2 separate regions of the Mus musculus genome follow, and region 2 is linked to region 1. A link is a contact called in ENCODE Hi-C data. All regions are on one chromosome and are shown on one strand. The core of a region is the stretch at or near the end of the contact, and the rest is flanking DNA. Distances in the headings are between cores, read along the strand shown. Region 1 holds the start of Cyp2d22 (cytochrome P450, family 2, subfamily d, polypeptide 22). Region 2 has its middle 9.6 kb from the start of Cyp2d10.

What was found. Hi-C counts contacts between places; a loop is a spot of excess contacts on that map.
Region 2: a loop to region 1 is called in a map of left cerebral cortex, with 5 times the contacts of the local background. The contact joins the enhancer-like site here to the promoter of Cyp2d22 in region 1. A Hi-C loop is called at or near these places in 10 of 37 maps with a recorded cell type or tissue (gastrocnemius, heart and left cerebral cortex).

The regions. Positions count from the first base shown.
Region 1 is chr15:82,376,801-82,382,818 of GRCm38, forward strand. It overlaps Cyp2d22 (cytochrome P450, family 2, subfamily d, polypeptide 22), which reads right to left and starts at 3,460. Exons shown (of 10, transcript NM_019823.4): 1 at 3,278-3,460.
Region 2 is chr15:82,413,827-82,419,844 of GRCm38, forward strand. No RefSeq gene overlaps it. Among named protein-coding and RNA genes, the nearest start is that of Cyp2d10, 9.6 kb to the left of the region's middle. Within about 2 kb of position 3,212, at least 2 of the 3 ENCODE cell types and tissues checked have a DNase peak (open chromatin) inside an H3K27ac peak, as active enhancers do; they include gastrocnemius and left cerebral cortex, where a contact is called at or near this core.

The DNA.
Region 1 (6,018 bases), core at 2,210-4,709:
TAACAGGAGCTTCTCATACTACTCTAACCTAAAAACTTCCCAGCCTCTGAGCCAGACTATGGCTGTCTGCAGCCAAGAAACATTCCATTGGCGCGTTATGAAAACGCCTTTGTTTGTGGGCGAGGACCCAAACAGGAAAAAAAGCATCCTTTGTTGAGTTACAATCAACATCGCTGAGTGGAAATCACAGTGCCATGGGGGGAGAGCTCGTCTCCCTCCCCATCCTGTCCCCACCCCTTCTCTCTTGTTTTCCAGACAGCTGCAATATTTGGCAACTTTGAAGAAGTTGGCTGCTTTCTTAGCTGGGAGAACCACGTCTGTATGGCTGTCTCTGTGGATGATAAGTAGGTACAGAGTATATATACACTGCACACAAATCTCATTCTCTATACCTCCAAATGATGAAGCTGTCTTTCTTACTTCACTTCTCACCGCCCCCCCCAAATTATAACAGATCAGAATTCTTCTGAAATTCAAATCAAGGTGACCCCTGTACTCTGGTCTACGTACGTCACCTGCCTTGGCCTCTTTCTCGTTGAAGGGACCATTCAAACACAGGAAGTAGATCTGGCCTCAAGGGGATTAATGAATATATCACACACACACACACACACACACACACACACACACACACACACACACACACACACAGAGTTTTGACCAAGCACTCACACTCATGAAGCCTCCTTGCTGTCGTAATGCCTGCTGCTATACCACTCGACAGACAGACAGACAGTCAAACAGACAGGGGGCTCATAGCGCTTATAAGTCTGAAACTCCAAGAAGGTGACAAGAAATGTGTTTGGGAAGACGATCCGATATTGCCAAAAGGCTTTCACGAGAAAGATAGGAATGTCGTTGGCCCTCTGAATGTGTTGCATGACCTCCCATTGCTGTGGCTGTGTCTAAAGGCAGAGACACGAGTGCAGTGCCCACAGCAAGCACGGCTCTTCCCCTGACCTGACAGGTCCTCTTCCTTCACCTTCCCAGAGTGGGAAGGTGCCTGCCTTGTCAGAGAGCTCCAGAGTGACAGTGGGGCTGTTTATAGGATCTGTCCACCCTAAATCTCTGTGGCACGGTCCCCAATCCTACTTTTTGACACTAGAGTGTAGCCTGCTAAGTTATAGGACAGGCAGTGAAGAGACCCACCAGGGTCACAGGCTCATTGAGAACTGAGTGAGTGGCTTCCCGGAGTATGCAACCCTGCAGGAGTAGAGGGGAGCCAGGGGCTCCTTCTACTGGGCCGCACTATATTTCCAATGCTCCCCCACCCCTTTCCTGCAAGAAGAGACTACATCTAGGAGAACTCTGATGGGGCAGTGAAGGGGCAGAAGCCTGTGCGGTGTCTTAGAAATAGGAACACTTCCTTTTTGACAATCTGTTTCTGAGAGCACAAGAAACTTCCCAGCATAATCACTGAACAGGCCCTCTTCTGCCCACTTAGTAGGACCACAGTCTTCCGTTGAGTGCCTCCCCACCCCCTGCCAAGAGTTGTCTTCTCACAGCCTGTCAGGACACAGGCAACAGCACAAAGGGCTCAAGACGCTAACTGCCACATTCCCCCCACCAGTATTTTCTGTGAATAAAAAGACGACCCTGCCCGTTGAACAGCATTTCTGACAGTGGAGAGAAATCTCTTAGGACATGCCTCTTCTCTCCCTGCCAGACAGCTGGATAGGATGAGGGGTCGGTGGTTTGTAGCTGAGTAAAAATGTACTTGGACCCAACTGTCTCAAAGTCGTAACCTCTGATTCATCATCAGCGTGAACTTGCGAACTGTGCCCTAGAGCTTAGAAATCACACACGGAACTGGCAGTCTGAAACCGGGCAAGCTATAGCAGTATAAAAGCCTAACACAGAGCACAGAAGCTGGTGACCCACTTTAGTCACTGTCAACACTTGGAAAACATTCCATTCACTTTCTCTTGAAACATTGTGTTCCATTAAGAATTACTCCAAAACCTTTAGTTCAGCTGCTCTGCTGTTCTCCTTGGGAGCCCCAAGGCAACTCTTTCTAGCTCCTTCAGACAGTCCCTGCAGGAAAAACCTCCGACCCTTCACACCCTCAGAGCTGGGGGGTGGGTGGGCAGTAACACTTTCAAAACTTCAGGGCTAAATACACACGGTAGTTTACTTGTAAGCAGCAGGATTGCATCAAGTTCAAGGCCAGCCTGAGCTACGGTATGGAATCTGGTTTAAACCCACGAAACCAACAGCTGGGAAGGAAAGCAAATCTCTAGAATAGTCTGTTAGTTAACATAGGCAAGAACTGTAGGACACTTGGTGCGAGGAATGCTTGGCTGTTTACAGAGAGAATACTCCAGTGTCTGCTGCTGCCCTGACACCCACAAGAACTGGGTGGGCTGCTGGGTAGGGACAGCCATGATAGAGTACAAGGTATTAACTGTACATTCTAGTTGGTGATAGAAAAAAAAAGGGAATTTCTACACTGAACATACAAGGAATTTCACTCCCTTTTTTTCTATCCTTCCTTCCTTCCTTCCTTCCTTCCTTCCTTCCTTCCTTCCTTCCTGTTTTGAGACAGAGTCTCACTATGTAGCTTTGGCTGTTTTGGAACTCACTATGTAGACATGTAGACCAGACTGTCATAGAAACTCACAGAGATCCTCCTGCTCCTGCTTCCCATGTGCTGGGATTTTGTGCCCAGCTCAGTGTAGATTTTTTTTCCTAATTAAATGGGGGTGGATCCTCTAAGCCAATCACTGACAACAACATCCCAGTTCCAGGGGGTGCAGCAGAGTTTGTGAGGTCCAGGGTCCACTCACCGTCCCCACCCTCTTTTCCCCACCTTCGCTGAGCCCCAAAGGGCAAAAAGAGAGGTCTTCGGAGAGAGGTCTGGTTTGCTTAGGTACCGCCTGTCCCTGATAAGGCTAGAATGCACGCCAAAGGGCAGGTTATGCAAAGGTCCAGGGTCAGGCTCCACTCTGCTTACTATAGGACAGAGATTCTCAGCCCTGCGGCCTGGCTACAGGCGGGTTCCCAGGCTCTGTGTCTTAGGGGATGAGCCCTTCAAAACCTGCCCTCTATCAGACTCTAGGAGGTTCTAGCATCTTAGCCTCAGCTTGGGACAATGGAAAACAGTTTACTCGGAGGCCCTTGGAGGTTCCCCTCTGCCCACTCCAGCCCCGCCCAGGGGGAGGGACTGCTACGCTCCAGTGCCAAGGTAGCCCCAGCGCAGGGGTTGGGGTGGGGGCCCGCCTCGCACCCCTTGTACAGCGAATGGGCAGACCCGCAACCCTGCAACCCTTGCCTTTACCGGTGCGTTCTGAAACTCAGCCGAGGAGAGGCAAGAGGTGTCTGGAGCCTCGCAGGAACAGGAGGAGTAGGAGCTCGAGGAAAAAGGGCAACTCAGGAGGATTCACTCTGAGGTGGAGGGGGAGTTGTGAGGAGCAGCAACTCTGAAGAGGAGGGCACGTTCTGACGGGGAGGAGGAAGAGGAGGAGGCGGGAGAGGAATGGGGTTGGGGGGGGGGGGAGAAGAGGAGGCGGGGGAGGAGGGGAAGGAGGCGGAGCAACTCTGAGGAGGATGATACATTCTGGGGAGGAGGCTTCCACTCTGAGCATGAGGGGGACACTCTGAGGAGGCGGATCCACTCCCGGGAGGTGAGACCGATTTGAGGAGGAGGAGGAGGAGGAGGAGGAGGAGGAGGAGGAGGAGGAGGAGGAGGAGGAGGAGGAGGAGGAGGAGGGGGGGCCTTCCTGGGAGGAGGCACTGCAACGAGGAGGCGGGGCTCTGAGTAGGAGGCTTCAGCCCTGACAGGTCCAAGGTCAAAACCTTGCTATCTCCCCCAGCACCCAGAGAGCCCCCTGGGACTTAGCTTGTGCTCCCAGAGGGATTAGGGACCACAGTGAGCGACAGATGGTTCTTGTGGACACTGAAGACAGAGGGAACTGCAGTGAGAATGTAAAAAGCAGTCATTCATTCACCCTTTACACACACGGGGATCATGCTGAGATTAAGAGTTAATTTTTCATCAGTGACCACAGAGACCGGAAGACCACACACAGGATAACACACGCACATCCTGAAGAACATCATCCACATGTTCTTTGTTAAGAATAAAGAAATGTCCTTCGGGAATTAAGTAGTAAGCAGGTCATTTCCAGATAAATGTAGAAGGTCATTGGTGTCAGTGGACTTAGCATACAGGGCGCAGTAGAGGGAGTTCTCCATGCTGAAACGAAGTGATGCTAGCCAGTTAACTCACAGCCATAGAAGAAATGAGCACAGGGCGCAGTAACAACGCGGTAAAAGTGCTAGCGTGCTTCGGGTTGTAAGGCCTTTCTTTTTGTCTGTATGCCTGAAAACCGATGCATAGAACACCAGTTACAAGTCTGTCTTCATGAGTACAAAACATATAAACATGCTATCTGTGGCAAAGATAGTATAGCGGGGAAGGGTGAGAGACTAGACGAGATGTCCTGTGTCTGTATACTACAGAAGGTAACTTGTTATTCAAATAAGGTTTTTGTAAGTTTAAGGTGTTGTTTTATGCCTGGCAGCTCACTGGTCAGCTATCCTGGGATATGTAATGTGGCAGTAACAGCAAGGGAGACCCTGCCTTAACAAGGAGGGAGATGAGAACGGAATCCCAGATGTTGTCCTTTGACCTCTCTAGATGGCATCTCCCCCAACTCCATGTACACACCCTAACAATAAGTTTTAAAAGATGCTGATTTAATCCCCAAAGTAAATAATGGGAATCAAATAAAATAAAAAAAAATAAAACAAATAAAAAAAAATAATAAAACAGAGATGAAAGGAGGGTCAAAGAGGAACACTAAGATACCACTTACACAAGAAGGGCAAGGGGAGGGGAGGGGAAGAGGAAAGGAATGCAGAAATAAAAAGGAAACAGAAGAGGCGATGTATAGCTGTGACATGAACACTTGGATCAACAGTGACTTGGGGGGGGGGAAGGATTGGTTTCAGCTTACACTTCTAGGTCACAGTCCATCATAGGACAGTCATGGCAGAAGCTGAAGCAGGCACCACAGGGGATTGTAGCGTATTTTTGTAAATGTTGCTTTTTGCTTCCTATTTTTTCCTTTATATTCTTACCAATACTTTGTGAGTTCTTTTATCTGTCTCCTCACAATATGTTCTCTGGCTCTCAGCTCAGCTTCTCCTGGCTCAACTGTCACCAACTGTCTTCTCAGTCTGCTAGCCCAATTCACTTTCAACTGTCTCCTATTTTCACTCTTCAAAAATCTCTTCCCCTCTCTAGCCCTGTTCAGTTTTCTTTCCTCCTGCATCAACTGTCTTCTCTGACTCTACTCTTCTGTTTCCTGGACCTTACTTCTTCCTACTCCCCAATCCTAATACTCTCTCTCCCTCCTACAACTACTCTCTCTAGCTCCTTTCTCTCTGCTCTATTGTACTTGAAATCAAGCCTCCCATTCTGCCTAGCCACAATGGTAGCCACATGTCTTCCATTGTTTCTTTTTCTTTCAAACAGTCTGCCACATTAGGTGCCAAATGTAGCTTTTTGTAAGTGCTTCTTTTTGTTCTTTAATTCTTTTTCTTTTATTTTTAACAGCTACTTTGTATGCTAGAAGATCATTCTAAAATACCATCTTCCCTTTGCATAATGAGCCTACTAGGAGGATGAGTAGAAGCCAAATAACTAAAATATAGTCCAGTTTGGGATCTATGCAATCCAAATATGCATATTGGAGTCTCTTTTCTATTAAAGTTAACCCTTTCTCTTGTTTTGTTAGTGTTCATGGACTGTCTAAGTCTGAATTTCCTTGTAATGTTTGAGACAAATTACTTATGAGTAGTTAATCCAATGGTGGACTGTATCCAATTAACGTCTCCCATTGATTTTTGAAAATCATTGAGCTTGCAGCTGATCTCTTCTTATCTGTACCTTTTGTGGCTGACTTTTTGTTGACTTATTTCGTAACCTAGATAATGGATAGAATCTCCTCTCTGTATTTTTACAGAAGCAATCTGCAGATTCCAACAAGATAAAATTCTTTTTGCTTCACCAAA
Region 2 (6,018 bases), core at 1,962-4,461, 37 kb after region 1:
GCACCAACACCTGACTCTATTACTGATGCTATGATGTGCTTACAAACAGGAGCCTAGCATGGCTTTCCTCTATGAGACCCTACCAGCAGATGACTGAGATAGACATAGATACTTACTCTCACACATTGCACGGAAGTTGGAGATCCTATGGTTAAATTAGAAGGATTGATAATGCTGAAGGGGATTGCATCCTGGTAACCCTGGGAGCTCCTAGCGAGTAAGCCAACCAAAGAGAGTACATCAATTGGTCCTTGACCCTAGTACTTAAGTGACGGAGGACTGCCTTGTCTGAGCTCAGAGGGAATGGATGTACCAAGGTCTGCAGTGACCTGAGACCCCAAGGAAGGGTGATGACTGGTGGTGGAAAGAGAGGGAACATCAACTCAGAGGCAAGGGGGAAGAGGAATGGGATGAGAAACCGTGGGAGGAGGGGACTAGGAGGTGGGGCAATGGCTGGGATGTAAACAACAAAAAAATTAATAAGAGAAAGATAAGAAAAAAAAGAACAAATGCTCTGAGCCTTTGTACTGGCTAGTTTTGTGTCAACTTGACACAGCTGGAGTTATCACAGAGAAAGGAGTTTCAGTTGGGGAAATGCCTCCAGCTGTAAGGCATTTTCTTAATTAGTGATCAAGGGGGGATGTCCCCTTGTGGGTGGTGCCATCTCTGGGTTGGTAGTCTTAGTTCTATAAGAGAGCAGGCTGAGCAAGCCAGGGGAAGCAAGCCAGTAAAGAACATCCCTCCATGGCTCTGCATCAGCTCCTGCTTCCTGACCTGCTTGAGTTCCAGTCCTGACTTCCTTGGTGATGAACAGCAATGTGGAAGTGTAAGCCGAATAAACCCTTTCCTCCCCAACTTGCTTCTTGGTCATGATGTTTGTGCAGGAATAGAAACCCTGACTAAGACAGCCTTCAACAAGTGCTTTCTATAGAATTTGTATACTAATTATAACTTGTTATAATTAGTACACAAAATATAATTATAATTAGTATACAAATTATAATTATATTTATATTGTTAGTAGTACATATTATATATTGGTATATTATATAGTCTATAGTATAGTATGTATAGTATACATTAGTATATAATTATACTAATTATATAACTAATATACAAACTATAATTATGACATCATACTAATTATATCATTTAAATATGCTAGATAGCTCAGGTCACCCAAGGACTTCACGTTTGATATAATTTATCTTTGATGAGAAAAAATATTATAGAAGTCAAAGACTTTGCTGTGATCTCAGGAGCCTACTGTCTCCCCAATACACTGTACCTTTTGCCCCTTTATCTGTTCCAGTCACACTGGCTTCCTTGGTGTTTCTGAATGGCCCATGTGGAGGCCTTGGCATGGTTGTTACCTCTGCTTGGAGAGCCTTAGATGTGAACACCTGTGTGGCTAGCTGCTTCCCTTCCTTCAAGTCTTTGTCCACACTTCTCCTTCCCCAATAGTCCCATTCACCACATTATGGCTGTGGTACTTGTTATCTTTTAACATACTGCATAATATACTTCCTGATTAATTGTCAAAAAAAAAAATAAAAGGGAGGAAAAGAAGCAAACCATGGGATGAAGAAATAATGGTTATCCAGAGGTCTGAGAAGACAGTGTCAGAAATAAAATTGTATATCAGATATCTGTAGCAAGCATGAGCCAAAGGCTTGCACAGACTTCTGTGCAAAGTGAATTGACAAGCAGCCAACAAGCACACAAACAATGCCACTGTCACTTATCATTAAGACAATGAGGCCACGACCACACTTTGTGGTTCAATCAAAACAGCCCTGGAAAAAAAAAAAAAAAAGAAGCCGGGCGTGGTGGCGCATGCCTTTAATCCCAGCACTTGGGAGGCAGAGGCAGGTGGATTTCTGAGTTCGAGGCCAGCCTGGTCTACAAAGTGAGTGCCAGGACAGCCAGGGCTACACAGAGAAACCCTGTCTCGAAAAACCAAAAAAAAAAAAAAAAAAAAAAAACAGCCCTGGAAACACAGACTTCCAGGGAGCATAGCTTGCAAAGCCTTGTGCATTCTTCAGAGAGTGTCACCCAGAACTGAGGACAACTGTGGAGGAATTACTCAATAAAACTACTAAGGGTGTTATTAACCAGGAGTTCCCCTTTGAGAATATATAGAGAAGGCAAAGGAGGCTCCTCCCCGAAGGGTCATTGGCCATCTATGGCCACAGTTCCATGGTTCACAAATATCCAAAGACATACAGACAAACAAAAAAAGATACAGGAGTGGTCCCCCTTTTTCATGGTACCAAGCTTCAAGACCCTTCTAAGATGGCTGATAGAACTGAAGAACAAAAACATGCTGTGGCCTTTCCTATGGGGATGAATGGAGTGGACATGTGCCTTAGTTAGGGTTTTACTGCTGTGAACAGACACCATTACCAACATTTCCAATGCTACCCCAAAAGTCTCCCCCATGCTCCCCCACCCCTCTCCCACCCACCCACTTCCACTTCTTGGCCCTGGCATTCCCCTGTACTGAGGCAGATAAAGTTTGCATGACCAATGGGCCTCTTTTTTCACTGATGGCCGAGTAGGCCATCTTCTGATACATATGCAGCTAGAGACACGAACTCTGTGGGGTACTGGGTAGTTCATATTGTTGTTCCACCTATAGGGTTGCAGCCAAGGCAACTCTTATAAAGAACCACATTCAATTGGGGTTGGCTTATAGGTTCAGAGGTTTAGTCCATTTTCTTCAAGTTGGAAGCATGGCTGTGTCTGGGCAGGTATGGTGCAGGCAGAGCTGAGAGTGGTACATCTTCATCTGAAGACTGTTAGCAGAATACTGGCTTTCAGTTAGCTGTGATGAGGGTCTTAATTCCCATAATCACAGCGACACACCTCCTCCAACTGGGCCACACCTTCTAATAGTGCCACTCCCTGGGCCAATCATATACAAACCATCACATTCCACTCCCTGTCCTCCATAGGCTTGTTCAAATATATGAGTCTATGGGGACCATACTTAAACATGGCATAGACTTTCCCCTCCCCAATCCCTCATTTGCTGGCTCCGGCTGTGGCTGCTGCTCATTCAGCCAGTTTGCCATCTCAAAAGTGGGGCTGGCCCTGACTGCTGCCAAGGACTCTGTCTACTGCCCTCCCTCCTCTTGCATTTGCTTGTGGTTCCCCGGGGGGGGGGGGGGGAATGGGTCTAGCTCCACCCTTTGTGCCCTGCCAGGGATTCTGTTCGTGAGACTTGCTTTCCTAGCTGCTGCCCCCACCAAAGCTGCCACTGGACTCTGCCTGTTTGTCCACTGTTGTAGTTGCTTTTAGATGTCCCACTGCAGCCACAAGAAAAACAGCTTTTGCCTTGTCCGAGAGGCCACTCTTCGGTGCCCAAGAGGGAGGTCCGTTCTCCCCACCACCCAGTCCCTCTCTGCCTGGGACTTATAAAGTGAGTGCTAGCAGTACTGCATGCCGGGAGAATAGTGTGCTCCTTGCTGAGTTTTGGAATACCCTATTTCAGGCACTTCCTTTTCCCTGCCCACTGTGGACTCCAACAGTCAGAAGCATTGGGCTGTGGCTTCCAGCTGTTAGTAGGATGTCCCATGCAGTGCCCGGTCAAATTAAATACACAGTTTCCCCGCTGCTGCAGCTGAGGCCTCAGCCACTGCCAAGCAGCAGAGCGGAACCACAGACTGCCTGACCTGCAGCATCTCTGCCTCAGGCCACCTCCACGGGGCCTGCAATGTGGTGCAGCTGCCTCAGCCGCCACCGAGGAGACAGCAGAATGGTGCCACAGTAATCCACGGGCCACAGCATAGCACTGCCTCACCCATAGTGAGTTCACCAGGACCTGGCAGGAAGGATCAGGAAGGGCTGCTCGCCCTACCAACTGAGGACACACTGCAGAACCACTGCCACCCACTGGCCACTGTGGGACTCATAGACTTCTGCCACAGGAGCTGCTGCCACTAGTTGCGGTCCACAGTGTGGGGCTAGCTTCTGCCATCTGAGTTACACAGTCAGATGGGCCCACACCAACCATACAGTTCCTTCTTTCCTGCTACTAGTCTGCAAAAACCCTAGAATTTCTAGTCCCTGATTTTAGTGGGATTGCTTCCAGCTTCTCACCATTTACTTTGATGTTGGTTACTGGTTTGCTGTAGATTGCTTTTTATCATGTTTGCCCTTCTTAGAATTGGGAACAAAACACCCATGGAAGGAGTTACAGAGACAAAGTTTGGAGCTGAGATGAAAGGATGGACCATCTACAGACTGCCATACCCGGGGATCCATCCCATAATCAGCCTCCAAACGCTGACACCATTGCATAAACTAGCAAGATTTTACTGAAAGGACCCCGATAGAGCTGTCTCTTGTGAGGCTATTCTTGGGCCTAGCAAACACAGAAGTGGATGCTCACAGTCAGCTATTGGATGGATCACAGGGCCCCCAATGGAGAAGCTAGAGAAAGTACCCAAGGAGCTAAAGGGATCTGCAACCCTATAGGTGGAACAACAATATGAACTAACCAGAACCCCCTGGAGCTCGTGTCTCTAGCTGCATATGTCGGCCATCAGTGGAAAGAGAGGCCCACTGGTCTTGCAAACTTTATATGCCTAAGTACAGGGGATCACCAGGGCCAAGAAGTGGGAGTGGGGGGGGGGAGAAGAATGGGAGGAGGGTATGGGGGACTTTTGGGATAGCATTGGAAACGTAAATGAAGAAAATACCTAATAAAAAAAAGGAGAAAAAAAAAACCCTAGAATTTCAATGCCCCAGTCCTTAGGACCTGCCTCCTAGCTGACATACACGGTAAGATTTAGACCCTTGGATGACTTCCCTTCTTGAAAATGGTTCATAACCCCTCAGGGTCTTATAGCCATTCAACAATTCCTAGATCTAGGTTGGACTTCTTTCTGGTGAGTCTGGGACTTGGCAGAGTCCCTGGATGTTAATGTGATGACCTGAACTAGCCTGGCTGTATACTTGTAACCTGAACTCTTTTCTGGACCCAGGCAGAGTCCATTTTCTACAGGAGTAGACAGCCTGCTGATCTTGATTTGCAACATAATCCAGCTGAAACTAAGGATGGGGTCTGTAGGCTTTCCTTATATAAACGCAGAGCTAAAAATTAAACTTTGAGCCTTGGTCAGAAACTTTTGTCTTGGCTTCATCCTTCTCTCACCTGTCCTTTTTCATCCCCAGCCTCCCTTTCAAGTACCCAGTTTTCAGTGGCTGTAGGACAGCTATAGCAAGGTACCCCACTGGGATGTCTCCTGGAAAATATCAAATATCTGAAATTAACACCTGAATTGAGGGCATCAAAACTAGTACATTCTGCAATAAGGTCTAGATTCAGTATCCACTAGATAATGGCTCCAAATAGCCACTTAATGGCACACTAGGTTCAATTATTTTATGGCATCTTAATACATACTGCCAGTGGTCTGGTAAATGGAAAGAGGTTCCCTGTATCCAAGCATTTACCTATCCACGCTCCCACACCCTTACCCTGTTCTCACGGCATGCACACTCAGTTTGTGTCACAGGCCTGAACCTGTCTGGACCAACAAATTTTCTGTCACCATGATCTTATGCCACTGCTGCCTGATTTCTTACTCTAGTCCTAGCCAAATGCTTCTGTGCTAATTCAAAAATAGGTTTTTCTCTACTTACACAACCTGTCTAAGTTACTTCAGATTTTCATTCCCTTTCTGTCTTTATAGATAATGATGGTTTCTACTACTGCCATCGAATAATGATGTGGTCTATTCAGTTATAACCAATCGACATAGCCCTCAATCTTGTCAGAGGTTTGCTAATTATTAAGTTTATGACAGACAGAATTCCCAAAGCCTTTAACAGTTTAAATTCCCATGAGGTCTCAGAAGATTTGAACCAGCTACAAGATACTGCCTAGATTGTGATATGATAATCACTGAGAAACACAGTGGACAAAACTGGATATCCTGAGTCAAATGACTTATCTAAATCAAGCTAAGCCATTTCTTATGTCATACATATCCATTCCACAGGGAAAAA